Linked DNA regions of Homo sapiens: region 2 is linked to region 1. Evidence: chromatin contacts called from ENCODE Hi-C or POLR2A ChIA-PET data. All regions are on one chromosome and are shown on one strand. Each heading gives the region's core, a stretch centred on a gene start or an enhancer-like site at or near the end of the contact. The rest is flanking DNA. Distances are from core to core; before and after follow the strand shown. Region 1 holds the start of GMCL1 (germ cell-less 1, spermatogenesis associated). Region 2 holds the start of SNRNP27 (small nuclear ribonucleoprotein U4/U6.U5 subunit 27).

What was found. Hi-C counts contacts between places; a loop is a spot of excess contacts on that map. ChIA-PET counts read pairs that join two places held with the same protein, here RNA polymerase II (POLR2A). Pooled maps may share reads with other maps.
Region 2: a loop to region 1 is called in a map of CD8-positive, alpha-beta T cell, with 8 times the contacts of the local background. The contact joins the promoter of SNRNP27 here to the promoter of GMCL1 in region 1. A Hi-C loop is called at or near these places in 13 of 168 maps with a recorded cell type or tissue (B cell, CD4-positive, alpha-beta T cell, CD8-positive, alpha-beta T cell and 7 more), 3 of 37 single-sample maps with no recorded cell type and 20 of 50 pooled maps. POLR2A ChIA-PET finds 5 or more read pairs at or near these places in 8 of 52 experiments (CD4-positive, alpha-beta T cell, HepG2, activated B cell and 5 more).

What each region holds. Positions count from the first base shown.
Region 1 is chr2:69,827,621-69,831,301 of GRCh38, reverse strand. It overlaps GMCL1 (germ cell-less 1, spermatogenesis associated), which reads right to left and starts at 1,642. Exons shown (of 14, transcript NM_178439.5): 1 at 1,150-1,642. The coding sequence starts at 1,409. It overlaps LOC124906021 (a long non-coding RNA gene), which reads left to right and starts at 1,771. Exons shown (of 2, transcript XR_007086846.1): 1 at 1,771-3,288. RefSeq lists silencers at 978-1,153, 1,101-1,180, 1,561-1,790 and enhancers at 764-1,684, 2,201-2,290, 1,685-2,606.
Region 2 is chr2:69,892,228-69,895,943 of GRCh38, reverse strand. SNRNP27 (small nuclear ribonucleoprotein U4/U6.U5 subunit 27) reads right to left here and starts at 1,988. Exons shown (of 6, transcript NM_006857.3): 1 at 1,926-1,988; 2 at 730-850. The coding sequence starts at 1,959. RefSeq lists enhancers at 493-1,427, 1,626-1,685, 1,428-2,363.

The DNA of each region.
Region 1 (3,681 bases), core at 393-2,892:
TTAATCTATGATTCCTTTTTTACAATATATAACACTTGTATAGCAAAACCTTTTTGAATCTGCTTTTAAAGTTTAATTTTAGGCCGGGTGCGCAGTGGCTCACGCCTATAATTCCAGCACTTTGGGAGGCTGAGGCCAGCAGATCACCTGAGGTCGGGAATTTGAGACAAGCCTGGCCAACACGATGAAACCTGTCTCTACTAAAAACAGAAAACATTAGCCAGGCGTGGTGGTGCGCGCCGGTAGTCCCAGCTACTCGGGAGGCTGAGGCACAAGAATCGCTTGAACCAGGAGGTGGAGGTTGCAGTGAGTTGAGATCGCACCACTGCACTCCGGCCTGAGTGACAGAGCAAGGCTCTGTCTCAAAAAGAAAAAGAAATCATTTAAAAAATTTCATGTGTGACCCTACCAAATAACCTTTAAAAACAAAAGCAGAAAAACCAAATTGTTTGTGTAAGCATATATTCTACCTATAAACTACATTCCAGGTCACAAGTCAATATTCCATCTTTCAACTCATCCAAAAAAAAAAAAAAAAGGGGTTAAACAAGCTGCAGCAGCACCGCCCTACATACAGTACATCCACGGTCAACGACTTCATCAACTACTAGAAACTTGCACAGACTCTGTTCCTAGTTAGGAACAAATGTACACTATTGATAAACTTCACCTTTACAATTAACAAGAACTCCTGTGTGCAATTACTTACCCTCCACTGAGTGGGCGACAATAAGAGTGCCTATTTCAGAGATTACATTTAGTGTCTGTACTAAGGCAACCGGATGCAAAACAACTTACTCTGCGGCTACCCACTTGAGAGGGCAAAGGTGGACTGGGAAGGCCAGCCAGCCGGGCGTCTCTAAGGTTTAACGAGACGCGAGCTCGGGCTTGGCGTTTCTCATCCTCATCTTGGGGCTGTAACAACACCCTGGAAGCGTCTGTGGTTGAAAATGCGGAACACCTGGCGTCTCCCAAGGCGCTCCCCAGTCCGCCCCGCATCGGGCCGGCTTCCACATTCACCCTGTCAAGGGCACGTCCCCTCTCCATAGGCTGGGGAGCGCTGCACCCCGCAAGCGCACGAGGCGCCGGCTCGGCCCCAGGCCCAACAGGTGCGGGTCCGGGTCCGCGCGGGTGCGTGCCCCCACGTACCTTCGAGGGGTGTTGAGGAGCCGCTGCTGCTCGTCCCCCTCCTCCTCATCCTCGTCCGTCTCCGAGTCAGGGTGACAGTAGCAGAAGGACCCGCTGCTCCGCTTGCGCTTGTGGCTGCCCGCACAGTAACAGAATCCGTGGCCCGCCGCATCGTCTCCAGTGTCCGGCCTCCGGGCCGAGCCCCCCGCCCTGGCACCCTGCGCCTGCTGGGCAAGGGCTGGTCTTGGCTGGCGCAGCACCCGGCTGCTCAACGATCCCATGGGTCACGGCTCCCCGAGACTTCAGGGAGCCCAGAGAAGGGGGTCTCCCGCCATGGCTCGGCCGCCGCCGCCAGCCTTCCCCGAGCGCAGGTGCCTACACCGCCACCTTCTCACGCGCAGCCCCAACCGTTGCAGCGGACGCCACAGTCTCCATCCTCTTCCCCGCCCGCAGCGTCCGGTCGCGCCGCGCTCTAGCACCGCAGCACCTCGCCCCCTCGCTTTCGCAACAAAGCGCGGGACGGAGGGCGCATGCGTACGGCGAGCCTCCGGAAGGGGCGGGGCAAGGCGTGCGTGCGTGGCAGGTGGAGCCTGCGCACAATCCGGCGCGCCAGTGCAGGCTGGTGTTTTCGGGCCTGCGGTGGGCGTGGCCTCTGACTAACCCGAACTTCGGCGTAGACGTAGTGTTAAACCGTGGTTCATACGCGCCTCTGTAGTGGCAAGACCTGGGACTCCAGTCACTCATTGTTTCTACAAAGGTGCCTTGAGTCCCCGGTGCTTATGGGCCTGTGCTAAGCTAGTGGCAAAACCCCGAAGCTATTTGGTCTCCTTGCGGGAGCTCGGCGCTTGCTGGGGCCACGCTCTGCTTGCTTGGGCGTGGCCTCCTGTGAGAGGGGGCCCTAGGATGAGGCGATATGCTGGATTCCTGGGCTTCCTTAACATGAGCCCTCCCCTGCTGTAGACGTGAATGGAACCCGTTAAGTTATGGGAACGTTCCCGGCACTCCTTTCCTTTCCTCTCAAGTGCCAGTGGGATGTCCGAATAGGGTCTGGCACCATGACTGTCTGGACTCAAAAGTGCCTTCAGGAGGCCCTAGCAAAATTTACTAGTGTCTGCTTGGAGTAGTAGCAGCTCTTGTGATGGACTCCGGACAGCCAGCGTTCATTCCCTGACTCCCTTCTGTTACTTTTTAAGTAAAATAATGAAAATATTTCAAATAGAGTAATACAGATTCCTGTGGACCGACCACTAGCTTGAAATTTTATCAGACTTGCTTTCATTCTTTTTTCCTCCCAGCTTTATTGAGGTGTAATCAATGATTCATTCTTTTTTAAATAGAACAATACATATAGGCAGAAGCCCCTGCGTACCTCCTCCATCTCATTCTGTCTCCCTCCCCAGTGGCAATCACTGTGCTGAGAATGTTGTATATCATGTCCATGCATGTCCTTATATGCATACCCATAAATAATATTTTCTTTTGCATGTTTAGACATATCATGGAATGGAATCATAGTTGTACCTCTCATTGTGCACCTTTCTCCTCTCTCAAAATTATACTCTCAAGATTTATCCATTTGGTCAATCGCTAGATAATTTTCACTGCTCATTGTATGACTGACCCATATTTGTTTTTACATTCCTTAGTGAGAGAGGTTATTTCTACTTTAACGGCCTTACAGAGCAGCAATGAACATCATGTGCAATGGATTCACCAAGCAGATTCCCAAAAGTGAATTTGCTGCGAAATCTGCAACTTTGTTAGCTATTACCAAATTGCTCTCTGGGTTGATTGCATCAAGGTACCAATTTAGACTCCCATTGGCAGTATACGTAGTTTGAGGGTCCCCGTGGACTAATGTCTGATTCATGCATGAGAAATCTGAACCGAGAGAGGCTAGCCGAGGCAGCTTGGGGTGGAGGTGGGAGGCGGAGAATAATGGCTGCAGAGGGATCAGCTTGCATACACAGAATTTGCCAGCACAAAGAACGTGCAGGTGTTTCCCATGGAGCAGATGTGGACCACCATGAGACAGCTTAGGTCCTGCCCAACAGGCCTGGGAGGAAGGCAATGAACTTCAGCACTGAGAACCTCAAAGAGTCACCAAATTCCTAGAGGCTGAAAAAGGAGTACACATTTGCCTTGCCAGAGGAACCTCAGGTGAGTAGCGTGATGAGGTTGACAAAGGAACCCACAAGAATGCCCACAAGAATCAACTTTAGTCTGTCAGGGTCACATAGGGCTGATCCTCTACCACCACAGCAATGACAGTCAGGTAACAACTTTCCTGCTCCCCTTAACTCTCTTCTTTGCTACAACCCAGACATGGTAGGTTGGGGCAGGGGGAGAACATTGAAGGAAACCTAGGTGGAAAAAGAAGAGAAGCCCATGGTCTCCCTTTCCCCAGAAACCAGCTTCCTACTTGCAATAGGCCAGAGGTGAGTGAGGGAAGAAGCATCAACTGTAAATCAAGCTTGCAATTTTGACTGGATATATTACTTACTAAAATGACACTGTTTTATGACCTTAAGGGACTACACAGTAGGACTTTAA
Region 2 (3,716 bases), core at 739-3,238, 64 kb before region 1:
TAATGTTCTTCCAAGATCATCCATTCTTGATTACATACTTGAATAAATCATTATCACCAAAAAGTTAATAAAAAAGAAACAACAGGCCGGGTGCAGTGGCTCACGCCTGTAATCCCAGCACTTTGGGAGGCCGAGGTGGGTGGATCACGAGGTCAGGAGATCAAGACCATCCTGGCTAACACGTTGAAACCCCGTCTCTACTAAAAATACAAAAAAAATTAGCTGGGTGTGGTGGCATGTGCCTGTAGTCCCAGCTACTTGGGAGGCTCAGCAGCAGAATTGCTTGAACCAGGGGAGGCAGAGATTGCAGGGGAGGCGGAGGTTGCAGTGAGCAGATTGCGCCGCTGCACTCCAGCCTGGGTGACAGAGCGAGACTCCGTCTCAAAAAAGAGGAAAAGAAAGGAAAAGGAAAAGAAAAGGAAAGGAAAGGAACGGAAGAAAGAAACAAAAATATAAAATACTTATTTCTTTTTCTTGCCAAGCACCATGCTCTGGGGTTTGCATGCATTATTTCTTACTTACTCTTTCAAGACAACTTTGTGATGTAGAGTACTATTAGCACCATTTAACCAAGGTGAATGTTAGCTTTAGAATAAGGTTGGATTAAGTTTCCTCCATTTCAGGAAACCGTAAATCCCCTTATAAGCGATGAAAACAAAGTTAAGAGCTGCGACCAGTTTCTTAGGGACTTTCGGTAAATAAAACTCTTGGCTTATTTTCTGCCCTTACCGGGAGCGTCTTCGGTGCGGGGATCGCGAGCGGCTCCTTCTCCGATCTCTCTCCCGAGACCTGGACCTTTCTCGGCGCCTGCGTTCTCTCTCCCGGGATGTGGACCGGGAACGCCTACGTTCTAATGCAAACGCACACAAATTGCAGAACTGATAATTACCTCAAATATCTAGAGCTGCGCCGTCCAGTAGAAAAATAATGCAAACCATTACTAGTCACATTAAAAAGGTAAAAAGAGGCTGGGAGCGGTGGCTCACGCCTGTAATCCCAGCACTTTGTGAGGCTGGCGGGCGGATCACAAGGTCAGGAGTTCGAGACCAGCCTGGCCAACGCGGCGAAACCCCGTCTCTAATAAAAATACAAAAATTAGCCAGGCGTGGTGGCACGGACGGGTAATCCCAGCTACTCGGAAGGCTGAGGCATGAGAATCGCTTGAACCCAGGAGGTGGAGGTTGCAGTGAGCTGAGATCGGCCACTGCACTCCAGCCTGGGCGGGCGACAGAGCGAGACTCTGTCTCATTAAAAATAAATAAATTGATTTAAAAAAAAAACGAATCAGGGGCAGAACCGAGGGTCTAAGTTAGATCTCCTAATGGAAGTCCAGGGTTCTTTACGTCGCGCTGCCTCATTTATGGGGCTGGTAGCCAGAAAACATTACGAAGTGAGCTCCCAGGACTCAAAATTCTTAATATCGATTTCCCTGTAATGACCTGGGCAGGAATCTAACATTTATTAAGTATTTAAGAACCAGGCAGAATCACATACTGTATGTTATGGGATGTGACATTAATTCTCACATCAGTTTTTAAAAGTTGGCAATACTACCCTCAATGACTCATTCTGGGAATTCGATTCAGAAAGGCTGAGTAGTGACTTGCCCACCGTCGCCCAGAAATTCAGCAAAGGAACTGAGGTCTAATTCTAAACCCACCGGCCACAGTGTAATAAAAGTTATTGTATGAAGGTGACAAAGACTTAATGAAACTAATTCAGAGACAAACAACTGCCTTCAAACCGGAGAGGGCGGGCTGAAGAGGGCAGGGCCCAGGTCTACGTTCCTTTATCCACCCCTCGCTCTCCGCCTGGGAAAAGGGCCCGCCTCTCTGCTACGCGGCTACCAAAAACAAAACAAAATAAAACAAAAGGGACAGGCCTCCAACAGAGCCCCATATCCTCCGAATTGCTACAGGACTCACCCCTCCGTGGAGAGCGGCTGCGACTGCGACCCATTTGGAGTCCCGCTTCCCGGAAACAACTGTGCAACAACTTCCGGGAGGGCCGGGAACCGAGCTTTTACCGCCGACCAGAAAACGTCAAAACGAGTTGCGAGGGTTCCGGTCTTCTTTGTTCACGGTGGGCATTAAAACATGCGATTTGGTGTTATTATAGAAATTCCTGGAAAATTCAGCCGTATACCCATTATCCTAACACAGCTTTCATTTTTCCCCCATTTTTGTCCACATGCACAAAATAGAGCAAACCAATTGTAAACATAGCATAGACAAACAGCTTATGTTCTTCCACTTTTCCACATAACATTCATAAGGAGTGAATATACCAAAGTTCACTGTCCATCTGCTTTATATTTTCTCATGCCAGCATTGAGAAGGCACCCAAAACCTCCTATGGGCTCTTGGAAGGAAAACTAAAGGCCCCAGATTCCATCCTACCCGACAAAGTACTTCCCCAAAGTTGCCTCTGTCCTCAGGGAAAACAACAACAACAACAACAAAAACTTTAGAATGTTCAAAACTACAAAAATTAGGAGAAAGACTGTCTTGCCCCAAGGCTGAACCGTCTGTGGTAGAGCATAAATATGCTTACCAGGAAAGACTCAAACCTCTATTTCTTATTTTATTTTATTTTGTTCCAGGGTACATTTGCAGGATGTGCAGTTTTGTTACATAGGTAAATGTGTGCCATGGTGGTTCGCTACACCTATCAACCCATTAAGCCTTGCATCTATTAAGCTATTCTTCCCAATGCTCTCCCTCTCCCCAGCTCCTCCCCCTACAGGCCCCAGTGTGTGTTGTTCCTCTCCCTGTGCCCATGTGTTCTCATTGTTCAGCTCCTACTTATAAGTGAGAACATGCAATGTTTGGTTTTCTGTTTCTGTGTTAGTTTGCTGAAGATAATGGCTTCTAGTTCCATCCATGTCCCTGCAAAGGACATTATCTCGTTCCTTTTTATGGCTGTGTAGTATTCCATGGTGTATACGTACCACATTTTTTTAATCCAGTCTATCATTGATGGGCATTTGGGTTGATTCTATGTCTTCGCTATTGTGAATAGTACTGCAGTGAACATATGCGTGCAAGTATCTTCGTAATAAAATTATTTATATTCCTTTGGGTATATACCCAGTAATGGGATTGCTGGGTCAAATGGTATTTCTGGTTTTAGGTCTTTGAGGAAACACCACATTGTCTTCCACAATGGTTGAGCTAATTTACATTCCCACCAACAGTGTAAAAGTGTTGAACCTCTGTTTCTAATCAAACCAACTCTTTTCAGTCAGCTCTCTCTAGAATTATCAAGTCTAGTGACCTGGCTTTTAAAATACAAAGAGCTGGGGGATGGAAAGGGACTTTATTAGGTTGGAAAAAATGCCCACCAATCACATAAATTTTTAATTAGATTTATACATTCAGAGTGGCCTGTTTAATACCTGTCCCAACCCAAACTTCCAGGAAAGATCCAGCCATGACATCTAGGATTTCTACCAACAGCCCCAACCCCCAGATGCCTTTGGAATTACCCTGGCAAAGCATGCACTAGGTGTAGAATGGGGAGGTTCAAGGGAGGTGCAGACCCCAGGGAAGAAGATTTAGGGACATCATTGGAGAAACACACCACTAATGATAGCCAGGCGTGGTGACGCATGCTTGTAATCCCAGCTACTTGGGAGGCTGAGGCAGGAGAATTGCTTGAACCTGGGAGGTTGAGGTTGCAGTGAGCTGAGACTGCGCCACTGCACTCCAGCCTGG